5 separate regions of the Homo sapiens genome follow, and all the other regions are linked to region 2. Evidence: chromatin contacts called from ENCODE Hi-C or POLR2A ChIA-PET data. All regions are on one chromosome and are shown on one strand. The core of a region is the stretch at or near the end of the contact, and the rest is flanking DNA. Distances in the headings are between cores, read along the strand shown. Region 1 overlaps TMPRSS6 (transmembrane serine protease 6). Region 2 holds the start of IFT27 (intraflagellar transport 27). Region 3 has its middle 13 kb from the start of TMPRSS6. Region 4 holds the start of MYH9-DT (MYH9 divergent transcript). Region 5 holds the start of CYTH4 (cytohesin 4).

What was found. Hi-C counts contacts between places; a loop is a spot of excess contacts on that map. ChIA-PET counts read pairs that join two places held with the same protein, here RNA polymerase II (POLR2A). Pooled maps may share reads with other maps.
Region 1: a loop to region 2 is called in a pooled map, with 5 times the contacts of the local background. The contact joins the enhancer-like site here to the promoter of IFT27 in region 2. A Hi-C loop is called at or near these places in 1 of 168 maps with a recorded cell type or tissue (PC-9) and 7 of 50 pooled maps. POLR2A ChIA-PET finds 5 or more read pairs at or near these places in 2 of 52 experiments (CD4-positive, alpha-beta T cell and CD4-positive, alpha-beta memory T cell).
Region 3: a loop to region 2 is called in a map of CD8-positive, alpha-beta T cell, with 8 times the contacts of the local background. The contact joins the enhancer-like site here to the promoter of IFT27 in region 2. A Hi-C loop is called at or near these places in 1 of 168 maps with a recorded cell type or tissue (CD8-positive, alpha-beta T cell), 1 of 37 single-sample maps with no recorded cell type and 10 of 50 pooled maps. POLR2A ChIA-PET finds 5 or more read pairs at or near these places in 5 of 52 experiments (CD4-positive, alpha-beta T cell, OCI-LY7, activated CD8-positive, alpha-beta T cell and 1 more).
Region 4: a pooled map shows a loop between it and region 2 (11-fold over the local background). The contact joins the promoter of MYH9-DT here to the promoter of IFT27 in region 2. A Hi-C loop is called at or near these places in 3 of 37 single-sample maps with no recorded cell type and 10 of 50 pooled maps. POLR2A ChIA-PET finds 5 or more read pairs at or near these places in 4 of 52 experiments (BJ, CD4-positive, alpha-beta memory T cell, MCF 10A and 1 more).
Region 5: a loop to region 2 is called in a pooled map, with 3 times the contacts of the local background. The contact joins the promoter of CYTH4 here to the promoter of IFT27 in region 2. A Hi-C loop is called at or near these places in 5 of 50 pooled maps.

What each region holds. Positions count from the first base shown.
Region 1 is chr22:37,078,713-37,081,595 of GRCh38, forward strand. All of the region lies in intron 10 of TMPRSS6 (transmembrane serine protease 6), which reads right to left. Among named protein-coding and RNA genes, the nearest start is that of KCTD17, 28 kb to the left of the region's middle. RefSeq lists an enhancer at 1,669-2,649. Within about 2 kb of position 1,324, at least 5 of the 41 ENCODE cell types and tissues checked have a DNase peak (open chromatin) inside an H3K27ac peak, as active enhancers do; they include CD4-positive, alpha-beta T cell, where a contact is called at or near this core.
Region 2 is chr22:36,774,536-36,777,554 of GRCh38, forward strand. IFT27 (intraflagellar transport 27) reads right to left here and starts at 1,584. Exons shown (of 7, transcript NM_001177701.3): 1 at 1,139-1,584. The coding sequence starts at 1,172. RefSeq lists silencers at 1,146-1,205, 1,336-1,385 and enhancers at 1,284-1,847, 1,626-1,885, 2,413-2,976.
Region 3 is chr22:37,120,835-37,123,889 of GRCh38, forward strand. No RefSeq gene overlaps it. Among named protein-coding and RNA genes, the nearest start is that of TMPRSS6, 13 kb to the left of the region's middle. Within about 2 kb of position 1,502, at least 6 of the 41 ENCODE cell types and tissues checked have a DNase peak (open chromatin) inside an H3K27ac peak, as active enhancers do; they include CD4-positive, alpha-beta T cell and CD8-positive, alpha-beta T cell, where a contact is called at or near this core.
Region 4 is chr22:36,387,206-36,390,054 of GRCh38, forward strand. It overlaps MYH9-DT (MYH9 divergent transcript), which reads left to right and starts at 1,389. Exons shown (of 3, transcript NR_183573.1): 1 at 1,389-1,530. MYH9 (myosin heavy chain 9) reads right to left here and starts at 762. Exons shown (of 41, transcript NM_002473.6): 1 at 602-762. RefSeq lists silencers at 1-15, 296-375, 406-985 and an enhancer at 779-1,073.
Region 5 is chr22:37,280,916-37,283,815 of GRCh38, forward strand. It overlaps CYTH4 (cytohesin 4), which reads left to right and starts at 1,593. Exons shown (of 13, transcript NM_013385.5): 1 at 1,593-1,673. The coding sequence starts at 1,655. RefSeq lists an enhancer at 1,352-1,401.

The sequences.
Region 1 (2,883 bases), core at 74-2,573, 300 kb after region 2:
GAGGCGGAGGAGAAGAAGAAGAAAAGATGAAGAGGAAGAAAGGAGAAAGAGAATGAGGAGAAGGAGGAGGAGAAGAAGAAGGAGGAGGAGGAAGAGGAGAAGGAGAAGAAGAAGAAAGAGGAGGAGGAGAAGGAAGAGAAGGAGAAGAAGGAGAAGAGGAAGGGAGAAGAAGGGAAAAGGAGAATAAGGAAGAAGAAAGAAGAAAGAGAAAGAAGAGGAAGAAGGAGAAGGAGAAGGAGAAAAAGAGAAAGAAAGAAAGAAAAAGAAAGAAAGAAAGAAAGAAAGAAAGAAAGAAAGAAAGAAAGAGAAAGAGAGAAAGAAAGAAAAGCCCCGAAAACACCACTGGACTACCCTACCCCCCATCATAGACTCTAGCCCTGGCCTGGCCCCTTGGCCCATCTGAGTTTTCTGTTTCTGCTGCAGAACTCTCTGGGGGAGGGTGCACATTCTCTGGCTCTCCAGTGCCTCCCGTCCAACAAGTGCTCCCCTCTAGCCCTCTCCAAGAAGCACCAGAAGCCTGACTGCTGCGATGCCTGCCAGTTCATCTTGGCTACAAAGTACTGAGTGTCTGAAGGCACATTTTTGCACCGTGTGGCCTGCCTTGCTTCCTCACCTCTCTGGATATGGGGAATATTTCCTTCTTGCCTCATCCAGGAGGTAGACAGGGACCCTGTCAGGATGTACTGCCTGGAGGGATAGATGCATGGATGGATGGATGGATGGATGGAAGGGTGGGGAGAACACAAGAAGGAAGAAGGAAAGAAGGGTGCGTGGGTGGATGAATGCACACCCCCGTGCCCTTACCTACAGACAGATTAAAGGGGAAGGAGGGTCACAGAAGGCAAGTGCTGAAGAGGGGAGGAGAGCAGCACCTGGCATTGCCAGAGCTCTAGACCTGGGGCTGCAGAGCTGAATTGGCAGCCTGGCTTTGCCCCAGGAACAAGCTGTGTGACCTTGGGTCACCCTCAGCAAGCTTTAGTTTTCACATTTGTAAAACAGGGGTGATCGTATCTCCCTTGTGGCATGGTTTAAGGCATGCATAGGAAATGACTTCTTTGAAGCACTTGCTGACGTCAGGCTGTGAGCTCATGGAGGAAGCAGCTTGCACTCTCCTGCACGGCCAGCCCAGCTCAGGTCAGCCACACTGAAGTTCCTACTAAGTGTCTGTGGCTGCCGCCTGTGCTGGCCACTAGCGCTCCGGAGAACACAAGGGCCACCCCATAGCCAGGCCAGGCCGGGTCGGGGGTGGCTCCAGCTGGCCTAGGGAACCCATGGTTCTGCCTGTCCCCACTGGCTGGGAGTGAGTGGAAATGGTGGGGCGAATCACAAGAGAAGTGATGTCACAGGAGAGGAAGCTGGCAGGAGGCAGGTTCCCGGAAAGGGGGAAGCCCGTGCTTCGGTGGCAGCCCGTGAGAGTGGCTTCTGCGAAATGGAGCAGCCATGGCCAGATCTCACGGGCCAAGTCCCTCTACCACCCCCAGGCCACTCAAGGGCCTGAGGCCTCAGCTGGGCTCAAGTGGGCACCGGGAGAAGCTAGGTAGAAAGCAGGCAGGTCAGGGGTGAAGGAGGCACCACAGTCTCAGAGGAGTCAGGTGAAGTGCCTAAGGATGCTTAGTCCATGGGGGGCCCACCAGGCCAGCCTTTCCTCATCACTACGCTGGCACTTGAGGGTTAAGATACCCTCTCCCCTGACCCGCCCTCTCCATCAATGGGCATTCTGGGCCAAAGGGCTGTACCTCCCCCTCCCTAAAGTGCCTTGTCTGAAAATCTGCTCTTCCCTAGACCTCTCATGTCTTTGCCACCCACACAAGCAGATTTCCAACAAATGCTCATTCTAAGAATTTCTCAGCATCTACATGGGATGATCACTATCGCCCATGATCATAACTAGAGGGCACAGTGGCCCAGTGCGGATGGTTTGCAGGCGCCACCTCTGCCTTCCCTTCCACATTCATTCACACAGGAGGAGTCTGCGGGGAGGGGACAAGAGTCTGCCCCTGGGGACCCTGGACCCTTAATGAAAGTCTGAGAAGAAAGGGCTGGGACTTCCCAGGCCGCTCTGGAACTGGTGGGACAGCCACAGAAACTGTCGATCCCCCCACCCAGATGCCAGTGGGTTGGCTGGGGATGCCTTGGCTGAGGGAGTCACCAGCTGGCATGGGCCGCTAGAGGCTCAGAGGGAAGAATCGCACACGTGGACCACACACACATGCACGTACACGTGCACAGACATGCATGGATGTACGCACGCACACAGACATGCATCTGTGCACCCACGTGCACTCCAGATCAGGCTGCCTGGCCTTAACTCTGGCTCAAAGAGCTGGGTGACTTTGTGCAAATTACTTCATCTCTCTGTGTCTTGGGTGTCTCACTGGTCTGTGAAGGCAGTACAGGCACCTGCTTCCTCGCTGGGTTGTTGAGGCTGAAAGAGCCAGCACCATAAACCCCTCAGCTTGTGCCTGCCCAGAGCAGAGTGAGAGCCGGTGATGAACGCAGGTTTGTTGCACTTGACCTAAGCCCGCGTGTGCAATGTTCTCCACGCGTTGTCTCACTTAGTCTTCCCAGGGTGGGGGTCTCTTTCACGCCCTTTTTTCAGATGAGTTACCTGAGGTTGGGAGATGTAAGTCCTCGCCCAGGTAGGAAGCAGAGGAGACAGGTGCTGAGCCCTGGCCTGTCTGGCTTCGACACTTAAGCGCTTTCCACCTCACCAGCCTGACTTGGAATGGCGTTTGGCCAGGAATTAATAAACACAACTTGTATGGGAGACAATAGCTTCCTGATGGGTAAGCAATCAAAGATTGGGGCCCTGGGCTGGCCTGAACCCCTCGTTTCACAGACAAGGAAGGGGGTGCATCTAGGGATCCATGCAAACCCTGATGC
Region 2 (3,019 bases), core at 334-2,833:
AGTGGCTCATGCCTGTAATCCCAGCACTTTGGGAGGCCGAGGTGGGTGGATCACCTGAAGTCAGGAGTTCGAGACCAGTCTGGCCAACATGGTGAAACCCCAGCTCTATTAAAAATACAAAAAAAAATTAGCCGGGCATGGTGGCTTGCGCCTGTAATCCCAGCTACTTGGGAGGCTGAGGCAGGGGAATTGCTTGAACCAGGGAGGTGGAGGTTGCAGTGAGCCGAGATTGCGCCACTGCCCTCCAGCCTGGGCAACAGCGTGAGACTCCGTCTCAAAAAAAAAAAAAAAAAAGAAAAACAATCCAGTACCTAGCCCAGTGTGCTATGGTGAGACGATTACATGAAATATGTGTGCTTCACATGCAGTAAGCACTCAGTAACATGCATATGTGTTTCGCAGTCTATAATCCAAAATATTGTTTTTCTAAATGTGCAGACTGATACAAGGGGTACACTACAAATGTGCATGCCACATATTCACATATTCATCCATTCTAAAAGTATTTATTGAGTACCTACTATGTTCCAGGCATTGTTCTGGGTGCTTGGGATGTATCAGTCAACAAAACAAAGATTCCTGCCTTTGGGAGACTCAACATTTATGCCCTTCTTGGAGTGGGGCAGCACAGTAACTTTGGGTCTTAAAGACAACACACAAGTGCCTTTTGCAAACTCTGGTCACTACACTCAGGTCACCGTTATCAGAGGGGGTGAGGTCGGGGGAAAAATCCCATAGTAAAGACTACCAAAGTCACTGATGCCTAACTTTGGGGTACAGTATATGTTTAGCTGAAGCACTCAAGGTTTGCTTAAGCTTTGTTTGTTTTGTTTTGTTTTAACAAGTCTGCTTCTCCAGAGTTGTAACTAGTGATTTTTTAACGAGTCACCTCAACTGGTGAAGGTGGTCTCAGAGTATGTGACAGGGAGCAGGGGGAAATCCACTGGAGCTGCGAAGTGCCCTGGAAGATCATTCTTCCACGCCTAACGTAATTTACTGTATCAGTAATTGCAGTAACTCGCCTTTGGGAGAGAGAAAGGAAAAGGTAGGCAATTTAGGTGAACAAAAGCTCTGGATGAATTATGAAGGCTCTGGACTCCAGAGACCACCGTATTCAAGCGCAAGTTTTCAGACTCACCTGCCAGGATGCATTTGGCTGCCAGCTTCACCATGGTAACCAACACTCCCGCGAGCCGTACCCAGAGGACAAGAGCGGCTGCTAGAGACGCGAGTGGGTGGGCTTCGGGCCCTGGGCTGGCCTGGGACGGGAAGGTGGGGAGGGGAGGGCTGATCTCAAGGGTCAGTGGCCGCGACGGGACTGGGGATGACCGAGCCCGGCCCTTCTGGGCCGGGGGCGGATATCGGGCGCTGGGGGCGGGTGGGCAGGGGAGGGCTCCAGGTGGGCCCGGCTCGAGGCCTGACACGGCAGTCTGAAAAGGTGCAAGCGAGCGGACACGGCCTGTGCTCCCCGCCCAGCCCCTCAGCACAGCCCTACCCAGAGGGTTCAAGGAAGGACGATCCGGCTCTCCTCCGATCACAAGTACCGGGCCGGATGCACTCTCCAAGCAACCATAGCCCACCTGCCCCGCCTCCTCCTCCTCCTCGCTGACCCTCGATTGGTTGCCGCCAAAAGCTCCCACCCTCAAGGTCTCACAAAAATCCAATGGGAGTAGAGAGCTGGGATAACAGCCTTTTCTTGAGATGCAATTCGTAGAGTTATCAGTTCTTCAAGTTCAGTCTGCTTGACGAGTGGTTGTAATTGACGTCAACCAGCTTTATATCCCGCCCCCGCTGCGCCTGAGAGTCCCGAGATAAAGAAGCCTCCACGTCAAGCAGTCAGAAGCGGTGACAAGAGAAGCTTTCTGATTGGTCAGAGTCTGGCTTGACCCATCTTCGGGAGGAATAGGGATTCGCCACTCCCGCTGTCCTTCTAGAAGTGGGTTCGCCTACAATGGGGCAGGTTGGGCTCTAGGCGGTCTGGAGCGGCGCCTGCGCAGTGGGCCAGGCCGCCGCTGTAGAGGTCGTTTTGACTTGCTCTGACTTCGCGCGGTTCTCGCGGCTTCCCCGGTTCCCGGGTTCTGCACAGCGCGGCTATTAAAGTGCATGGAGAAGTGCAGTCCTTGCCCCGCATCCCGCAGGGAAATCTCATTTTAAAAGCTCAAAGATGTAATGAGCGTTAAAATCTAAAATATGAAGGTGTTTTATTAAAGTGATGTTTGTGAACAAAGGGAGAACAAATACACTTTGATGGGGCTAAGCGGTGAGACTCGGAAACTTGAAGTCGTACTTTGCTCTTAGTCCATTTACTCTCTGCAAAAGGAGAATGCATCACTAACCTCGTTTGCCCGTCACCCAGGGAGGCTCTCTGTACGCGTTTACTGGGTTGGGGGTGCCTCTTGCACGTGGTTAGGGGGTCAGAGACCTAAATCCCTGGCCTGGACAAGTCACCTCATCCCTCAGCCTCAGGATGGGCCTAGGAGAACCCGCCTTGTGGGGTGGTTGTGGAGATGGAAGGAGAGAAACGTATGAGTGCCTGGGAGATAGTAGGTGCACACGTGATTGTGGGGTGGATGGGAGAGCGGAAGCTTATCTGGACAGATTTGGTTTATCATCACTGTCACTGGTTGGCCGAATGTACCCCTTGTTCTCACTTTCTCAGGGCCCCTGGGATTCTGATGGCTGATGCTGAAGGGAAGAGCAGCCCCTCAGCAAAGGTGCCTGTGCGAAAGTTCCACATTCCCTCCAGACACCTAGAACATTCCACCTCTCCGCCACTCTGCATCTCAGAGTGGCTGCCAGCCTTGTGTGGGGGAATAAACACACACACTCTATGAATGGCTGATGGTTTCAGCCCCGAATCCAGAGTAAATGCAAGTTGTCTGAGATGTTCTTTCCTTGGGATTCATTCCTGGCGCTACGGTAAAGGTCTGTTTCTCCTTCATTTCTCGTAACTGCTTTTCTTCTTTGGTGACATCACGTGAGTCTGTCTCAGACATCCAGGTCTGAGTGAGCAAAAAGC
Region 3 (3,055 bases), core at 252-2,751, 350 kb after region 2:
TTCAGCATTTGTCACACCTCCTAGAATCTTGTCATCATAGATTTGGGCCTTATCTCAAACCATCATCCCCCAAGACCTACCCAGGTGCTTGAGGGAGATGAGCTGTCAGGATTAGGAGGTTGGAAAGGGCAGGGAGGTGGCAGGAGACACCAAGCCTGCAGGTGTCCAGCTCATCCCCTGCCCCAAACAGCCATCACCAACACAGCAACAGAGTATCCAAAAGGCCAGCCAGCAAGTCAGCAGCTTCCACATCTCTGGCCCCTGGCTGCCCTGGTCACAGCCCTGTCTCTGTCTGTCTCTCCCACGGCTAGCTCTTCTCTCCTAAGTACTTTACATTAACTTACTTCTTTTTTTGTAACAGGGCCTCACTCTGTTGCCCAGGCTGGAGTGCAGTGGCACGATCAATGCTCACTGCAGCCTCAATCTCCTATGCTCAAGGGATCTTCCCACCTCGGCCTCCCTAGTAGCTAGGACTACACGTATGTACCACCATGCCCGGCTAATTTTCTGTATATATTTTTTGTAGACACAGGGTCTCACCATGTTAGCCAGGCTGGTCTTGGACTCCTGGGCTCAAGGGATCCTCCCACCTGGACCTCCCTAAGTGCTGGATTACAGGTGCAAGCCACAGCACCCTGCCACATTCAATTATTTCTTTCATCCTCACAACAGTCCTGGTATTGTCCCCTTTTACAGATGAGAAAACTGAGGCACGGAGAAGCTTAGGTATTTGTCCAAAGTCACAGCTGATAGGCAGCAGGGCCAGTACTTAACCCAGGCTGCGGGGCTCCAGAGTGAGGGGGCCAGTACTTAACCCGGCTGCGGGGCTCCAGAGTGAGGGGGCCAGTACTTAACCCGGCTGCGGGGCTCCAGAGTTAAGGCTATAACCACTATGCCACACTGCCCCAAGGTGTCCACAAAGGCTGAAAGTGTAGAATGAAGGGGGCTTTGCTCGCTGCTGGATCCCCAACACCGTGACTTGCAGGTACTAGGCCCTCCTAAATGTCTGTTGAATGAATAAATGAATGAATGAACAATTCCTTCCTCTTCTAAGAACCATCCTCAAGCAGCTATCCAAAACTACCTGAACTCTGGCTCAGCCTCTCTTGCTAAAGCCCCGCACGGCATTCCACAATTCCTCCCCAGGTTAGAAGACTCCACCAGAGTGTTCACTGGCACCATTTCCTGATCAAGGCTTGTGCTCACAGGACCGGGTTGATTTTCTTCCACACCGAAGGAGGGCTGTGATCAGCTGGTCTACTTGTATGTGTCCTCCAGAGTCACTCCCTCCCAGACAAGGTTGGAGACTCTTTGTGGACAGAGCAGTAGCCGGCCTCCTCTCTGTGGCCAGTGCCCAGCATGAGGCCAGGTAAATAGAGGAATGGGAGATGAGACATTGTCTGCCAGCTCTGCTCCTCCCTCCGTCTGCATCCTGGCTTCCTGGAATCGTAGACTGGGCACTCCCCCCTCCACTACCCGACCTGCGTCTCTCACCACTCAGCGCTTCCTGCCTCACTTTCTGCCAGGCTCTGTGATGGGAGCCTCGAGTGTGTCATAGCCCTGGTGGTGGAAAATGTCTCTAAGCAAGTCAGCCTAGGGGATGTCCCAGGCCTGTCACAGGTGCTGGTGGTGAGCTCAAATTTAATCAACACTCCCTCCCCCACTACCAAACGCACTGTGTGGCCCGGGACACGGCACCGCCATCCCCTCAGGGCCTCTGGGCCTCTACTGAGGAACAAGACTTAGAACCTCTGTCATTCCTATCTTGGTAGGTCACTGTGTGTTTGTGTGGGATACCAGGGGTGCACACCCTTTAGAAGCTGTAAGAAGCTGTGCCATGTGGGTGCTAAATATTGCCTGGGTTCAACTTGCTCCACTACATTCTAGCTGTGTGATCATGGGTAAGTCACTTGGCCACTCTGAGCCATAGGCTCAGCTATAAAATGGGCTAAGAATAGTACCTCCCTCATGGCATTTGCTTAAGGATCCAGTGAGTTAAGGATGCTTCCAGAGAGTGGAAGGATCAATGTGCTTATAACAGAGTCTGACGCATCTAAGTGCTCAATACATGCAGTTCTCGAAGACTTTGAAGGACCGAGAACATTCCACAGTGGCTCTCACAGATCCTTGACCCCAAAGCTGTCCCTCCCCCACTGCCTGTTGATAAAGCCCAAATTGTCAAATAGTGGCTGCTAATCTGCAAGAACAATTCCTCTCTCTTCCAAGCACCATCCTCAATCAACTATAACCAAAACTAGCTGAGTTCCAGTTGAGCCCCCTTGCTAAAGCTCCACCCAACATTCCACCCTCCTTCCCCAATTAGAAGGTCCTTTCAGAGTCTTCTTGTGCCTGGCTTTTCTGACTAAAGTCTTGAGCTAACGGGGCTCTACCTGATGTTCTTCCAAAGCTATTAGTATCACCCTTAGATCCCCAGAATCTAGCCCAGGCTCTGACCCACGGCACAACAGTTGGTTATAACAGAGGTAGCTCAGGAGGGGGACAGTAGGAGGAAGTAATCTACTCTACTTGGGGGCAAATCAGAGGGCCTGCCAGAAGCAGAGATGCTTGAGTGGGGTTCTGAGGGATGCATAGGAACCTGAGGGTAGATAGCTTGGGTGGCAGGGCAGGGCTACTTCAAACCCAGGGATCAGCAGGTGCCAAGCAAATGAGTCAGTTGCAATCCCTACTCTCATCCCCACCCCCCAACCCCAGCGTGAACTCTTGATGTAAAATACATGTAGCCCAGGCCTTAAGCCATATTCCATGTGGCACCTGGAACCACAGAATGTCAGGGCTAGGAGAGCACTTAGAAATCATCCAATCTGCCTGCCCAATTCACAGATGGGGCAACTGAGGCATAAGAGCAGATGGGACCTCCCCAAAGTCCCCCAAGCCATGGACGATCACATTAAGGACCTCAGCCATTATCCTGAAAATGACAGTGGGTCACTGGAGGTTTAGCAAGGATGTGGTGTGGCCAGATACGACCTTTAGCCAGATCAGCCTGGCAGGGCTCAGAGGTGGAAGGATCAGAGGGGCAGGCGGCTGTGGGGAC
Region 4 (2,849 bases), core at 139-2,638, 390 kb before region 2:
ATGAGGAAGTCGGCCGCGGAGGCGGAAACCGGGCCGGGTGCAAGGTCTGCAGCGGGACGGTCCGACTCTGACTCAGGAGGACGCCCTGACAGCTGCCAAACGGTGCCCGCTGCCCGTTACCTCCGTGCCTCAGACGCCAGAAACTTCCACGGGAGCGGCTGCCCCGGGCTCCCAACCCGTGAGGCTGCGTCCCAGGGGCCGCGGCTCCCGGAAGGGGTTAAAAAGTTTGCCCGAGTCGGGCCTGGGCGAGGCGAGGGCGGGGCGCGTGCCCCAGCGGCTGGGGGAGGTCGGCTCCAGTGCCCAGTCCTGAGACCGCGCCGGGGGACACGGGGGGCGCCGGGGAGCGCCGGGTCCCGAGGCCGCCCCTGCACCCCTAGGCCTCGCTGCTGCCGGCGCCCTCCCCGAGCGCCCGCGTGGGGGTCCCGGTCCCCCTGGGAAGGATGCGGTGCCGGGCCCTGAGCCGCCGGCGTTCGCCCCCGCCCGCGCGGGTGGCGGGCCGCACTGAGCCCAAGAACCACCAGTCGGCCTGGCGGCAGCGCGTCTCGCCCCCGCCCGCCCGCCGCCGCCTGCCCGGGGCGGGACCGCGGTGGGGCTCGCTCACCTGAACCTGGATCTGCCCCGGGAACAGGCGCTGCTTCTCCCGAGAGGACTTTCTCGAGCGCTCGGGCGGCGGCCGGGTGGGGCGAGCGCACGAGGCGGGAGCTGCAGCAGGTCAGCCTTGCTTAGCCTTCCGTGCCCTGCCCAGGAACCGCGGTGATCTGCGCGCCTCACCGCACCCAGCTCGGCTCCTCGCCGCCTTCCCGCCCCGCCCTCGGAGCCGCGGGACCATTCCCAGCCGGGAGCCGGCTCCGGGGCGGAGCCTGGGGCACAATCCCGCCCCCTTCCTGCTACACCCACTGCAGGCCGCGCCTGGCCTTGATGGGCAGACGTATTGGCCTGTGGAAAGGGGGTGGGCGGAGCCTCTGCGGCCAGATGGGTGGGGATTCAACATCCTCTTTCCGCCCCACCTCCACCCGCTCCACCTTCCCCCGCGCTTCCTAGGCGGGAGCCCCGCCCTCTAGGGCGGGTCCAACGGACAGCCAGGTTCTAGGACAAGGATTGACACAGGGGGAATCCAATCAGGAGGCGGCGACTCGGGGCGCGGAGAGCTCCGGGCCGGGGTTTTGGTGCCTTGCCTGGGCCGGGGCGAGGCCCTGCGGGAGCCGACTGGGAAGGTCTGGAACTCTGACACCCCGCCCCGCGAGCTGTGCTCTCAGTCTCATGTCATCCCACCACAAGGACAGATATTAAGTACCATATATGGGAAAAATGCTATTTTACATAATTATGATCCCTGTGGGGGCGGGCATGGACTCAGCCCTGGATTCCATTGTGAGCGTCTTGAGTTCGATTCCTGACCCTGCCTCTTTAGGATCCGCACGTTGCTGCCTTTCAGCCTCCAAACCTTCGCTCTGGCCGTTCTCTCCACCTGGAATACCCTTCCGAGCCTCTCTTCACCTCCATGTCATTAACTCGCATACATCCTTTCAGGTACTTGTTACAAATTGCACTTTTTTTTTGTTACTGTCCACTACAAGAGGATAAAAAATGTTTTCATTTTTAAATGAAAAATCTTTTGATCCATTTGGAATTTATTTTTGGGGTAAGGAAGAAACCTAAGATAATTTTTGTAATAGCCACTTGTCCAAACACTGTTTTCTCCACTGATTTTAGTTGGCACCTTCATCGCCTATAGAACTATTATACTTGAAGCTGTTTCTGACTTGTATACATTGATCTCTCTGTGTGCACCTGTGCCAATCCCACCATGCTTTAATGAAGATACCTTTATAATACATTCTATATCTATGAGGGCAAATTTCTCATCATTACTCTTTCTTACTGGAATGTGCTTGCTATCATGACTATTCTTCCAAATTAACTTCAGAAAAAAGCTATGTTCTAAAGGCAAAAGAAAGCTGGGAAAAAAAGATTTTGCAACTCTGTGACAAATTACTATCAGCAATATATAAAGATCTCTTCCCAGTTGATAAGAAAAACCTCGGCCGGGCGCGTGGCTCATGCCTGTAATCCCAACATTTTGGGAGGCCGAGGCGGGCGGATCACCTGAGGTTGGGAGTTCAAGGGCAGCCTGACCAACGTGGAGAAACCCCGTCTCTACTAAAAATACAAAATAATTAGCCGGGCATGGTGGCCCATGCTTGTAATCCCAGTTACTCAGGAGGCTGAGGCAGGAGAATCGCTTGAACCCGGGAGGCGGAGGTTGCAGTGAGCAGAGATCGTACCACTGCACTCTAGCCTGGGCAACAAGAGCATAACTCCGCCTCAAAAAAAAAAAAAACAAAGAAAAAGAAAAAGAAAAACCTCAAAGACTCCAAAATAAAAATGGCCAAAAACAGGAACAGGTGATTTTAAAGAAGAATTATAAATGGCCAATAATTATTTTTAAAAAGCCATAAGAAATGCAAACAAAACAACATAAAATGCCATTTTCACCTAATTAAAAAAAAAATGCTCAATATTGGTCAGGTTTATAGATACAGATGAGAAAGTAAATTGATCAATTCTATCTGAGAATTCATCTTAAAAGACATTAGAAAAGTACACAGATATGAACTTTAAAGTTCTTTGCAGCCGGGCGCGGTGGCTCACGCCTGTAATCCCAGCACTTTGGGAGGCCGAGGCGGGCGGATCACGAGGTCAGGAGATCGAGACCATCCCGGCTAAAACGGTGAAACCCCGTCTCTACTAAAACTACAAAAAATAGCCGGGCGTAGTGGCGGGCGCCTGTAGTCCCAGCTACTTGGGAGGCTGAGGCAGGAGAATGGCGTGAACCCGAGAGGCGGAGC
Region 5 (2,900 bases), core at 343-2,842, 510 kb after region 2:
AAAGCATCCCAGAAGTTGGTGGCTTAAACCACAAAAATGTATTATTTCCCACAGTGCTATGGGTCAGCAGTTTGGGTGGGACTCCGCTTGATGGTTCTTCTTCTGGTGTCCCCTGGCCTCACTGATGAGGCAGCAACCAGGGGACAGCCAAGACAGCCCAGCCTATCTCCTTGTGGTCCTCCGTCTTCCAACAGGCTAGCCCAGGCTTGTTCTCATGGTAGCCAGGCAGGGGGCTGAGAGCAAGAGCAGGAGCTGCAAGGCCTTTTAAAGCTCAGCCTCGAACATCACGGCACATCATTTCTGCCACGTGCTATTGGTCAAAGAGATGCCCAAGGCCAGCTCAGCTTCCAAGGAAGGAGAAATGGACTTCGCCCCTTGACAGCAGAAGCGGCGGCATAGTGAAAAGGAGGTGAACTTGTAGCTAGCTTTCACATCGGCCGTGATCTCTTCCATGTTCCCTTCATTCATTCATTCATTCATTCATTTGTTCATTCATTCCACACTTGCACACCCTCTATGTCCCCAGCATTTTACCACACACCAGAACACAAAAGGTAACCTTGCCCTCATGGGGCCTGGAGAGTAATGGGGAAACAGATGAATAACTCTGCATGTGTCCTGAAGTTATAGGGAATTCACATTTAATTTATACCTGTTTCTTTACAGCAAAGCTTTTTGCAGAAAGGATTTGAACCAACCTGCCAGAAAAGGCACAAGGAATAACATGATACATTTTAACCAAAGAAGATAATTAAAATCAAAGGAGAAAGTGTTTATTGAGCACCTACTATGTCCCAAGCATCTCCGACACATCCTCTCACTCCATGGTTTCCATATCCCCGAGTTAGTGTTATTCCCCTTTCAGAGATAAGCAAAGCGAGGCTGACTAGCCCTAGCTGAGAGTCAAACAGCTGAGTCAGGCCCCAAAGTTCACATGACATCATAGAATAGCTGTCGATGAGCTTTGGATTTGACGATGAGTTTCCCAGCAGCCTGGGGGAGAAGGAAAGTGGAACATATTACCCGATTGTTCACTAGACAAGAAAAAGCCAGATATTTCTTTGAAGGGAAGCAAAGCCCTTCCTAGCAGTGAATTCATTTGTCTCTTCTCAAGTGGGAGTTGGAAGAGAGCTTGTGGGGTGGAACACAGGGGGCCCTGCTAGGACTGTCCAAGTTGGGCGCTCCTATGGCATATATGTGAGGAGGCTGCCACGTGAATGCCCATGGTCCCCTGGAAAATGTTCGTCCTCAGTGAACATCGCCCTCGGTGTCTGTGCATGTGTACGTGTGTATGTGCATATGTGTCTGTGTGTTTCTTTCTGTCTCACTGTCTTTCTCTTTTTTATCTGGCCCTCCCCTCACTTCATCTGTTTGTTTGTTTGTTTGTTTGTTTGTTTCCACCTCTGTCCCTCCCTGGCAAAAGTCCCTGCTGCTCAAAACTCTGCCAGTTTTTAGGAAGTGCTGTTTTGTCAAAAGCCTGCACACGAGACCCCCGTGGGCCAGGACTGACTTCCTCCCCACACAGGGCTGGGCGGGGCAAGCAGGAAGGAGCCTGTTACAGTCAAGGTGACGCATCCTTGCCGGGCCAGCCCGAACAGCAGCTGGGTCGGCAAGCGACAGGAGCACGGGTCATCTTTTCCCCAGAGGCGTCGGAATGGACCTGTGCCACCCAGGTAAGCAACTGCCGTCAACCTCTCTGGGCCTCAGGGTGCTCTCTTTTAGAATGGGACAGCAGCCCCTGCCTCACAGGGTCCTAGATAAAGGAATACAGCGCAGGTGGGAAATGCAGCTGCAAGAAGCAAACATTTGTGGGCTCAGCCTGTGTGTCCAGTTGCGTTCTAGGGGCTGGACACACAGCAGTAGCAAAGCAGACGCTGTTTCCCCCTTCATAGGCTTGTGCTCTAGATGAGGAGACCGGCAGTGACTCTAATGTGATTCCATATGTCAGTTGATGGCAGGTAGGATGAAGAACAGTAAAGCAGGGTAAGGAAGACAGGAATGCATGGTGGAAAAGGCCCCAAGAGGAGATGCTGTCTGATGAGGGACCTGAGGAAGATGTCAGCTAAGGGGCTTTCTAAGGAACAAACATTCCAGCCAGAAGGAACAGCCAGTCCAAAGGCTCAGAGGTGGACTCAGAAAAGTGACTTGCGATTAAGATGATGATGGGATGTTGGTGATGGCGATGCTTGTCTGGGTGATACAAGGGCCTTGAGGCCCCTTTTTGGCCCCCGGGGGTTGGGGTGGTCTTTGGGGAGGCTGAGGACGCTGCCTAGAGCCAGGGGAGGGCCAGGAGTGAGCAACAGAGGCTCTGGTTGAAACCCTCCCCAGCTACTAAGACAATGTGTCTGGGGAGAAAGAGGAGAAAGGAGGCTGCAAAGATGGTGAGGAAAAGAACATCAGGGTCGTGTTTTGGGAGGCAAATTGAAGGCCCGGTAGAGGGGCCAAGTTTCTGCACCCTGGATGTCAGCATGCTCCAGAGCTGCAACAGTTCTGGTGAACACGGCTGCTGGAATTCCAGAACCTAAGGGCTCGTGGGAGCTGTCTGCTCCCCAGGTCCAGATGACCTCAGCCTTGTCCAGGAGCACCCTTGCTTCAAACGCACCTAATGTGGAGCAGCCTGGCCCCGCCCACTGGGCATCCCCCTTCCTCCCCACCCCCAGATGGAAGCCTCGGGCCCCAGGGAACCCAGAGAACCACTGATCCATTTCAACAGCCCCCCCAGTGGCAGAAGGGAGAAAAGAGGCCAAGGGAGGAAAACAGCCTCTCTAAGGCAGGAGCAGGACCAAATCCTGTTCCCTGAATCCCTATCCAGGGCTCACTCTGACCCCTGCCTCTCCCATGGGCTTTGGGGGCTCCCAAAATCACAGCTCAGTGAGCACAGCTTGGGGGCACCTGGTTGG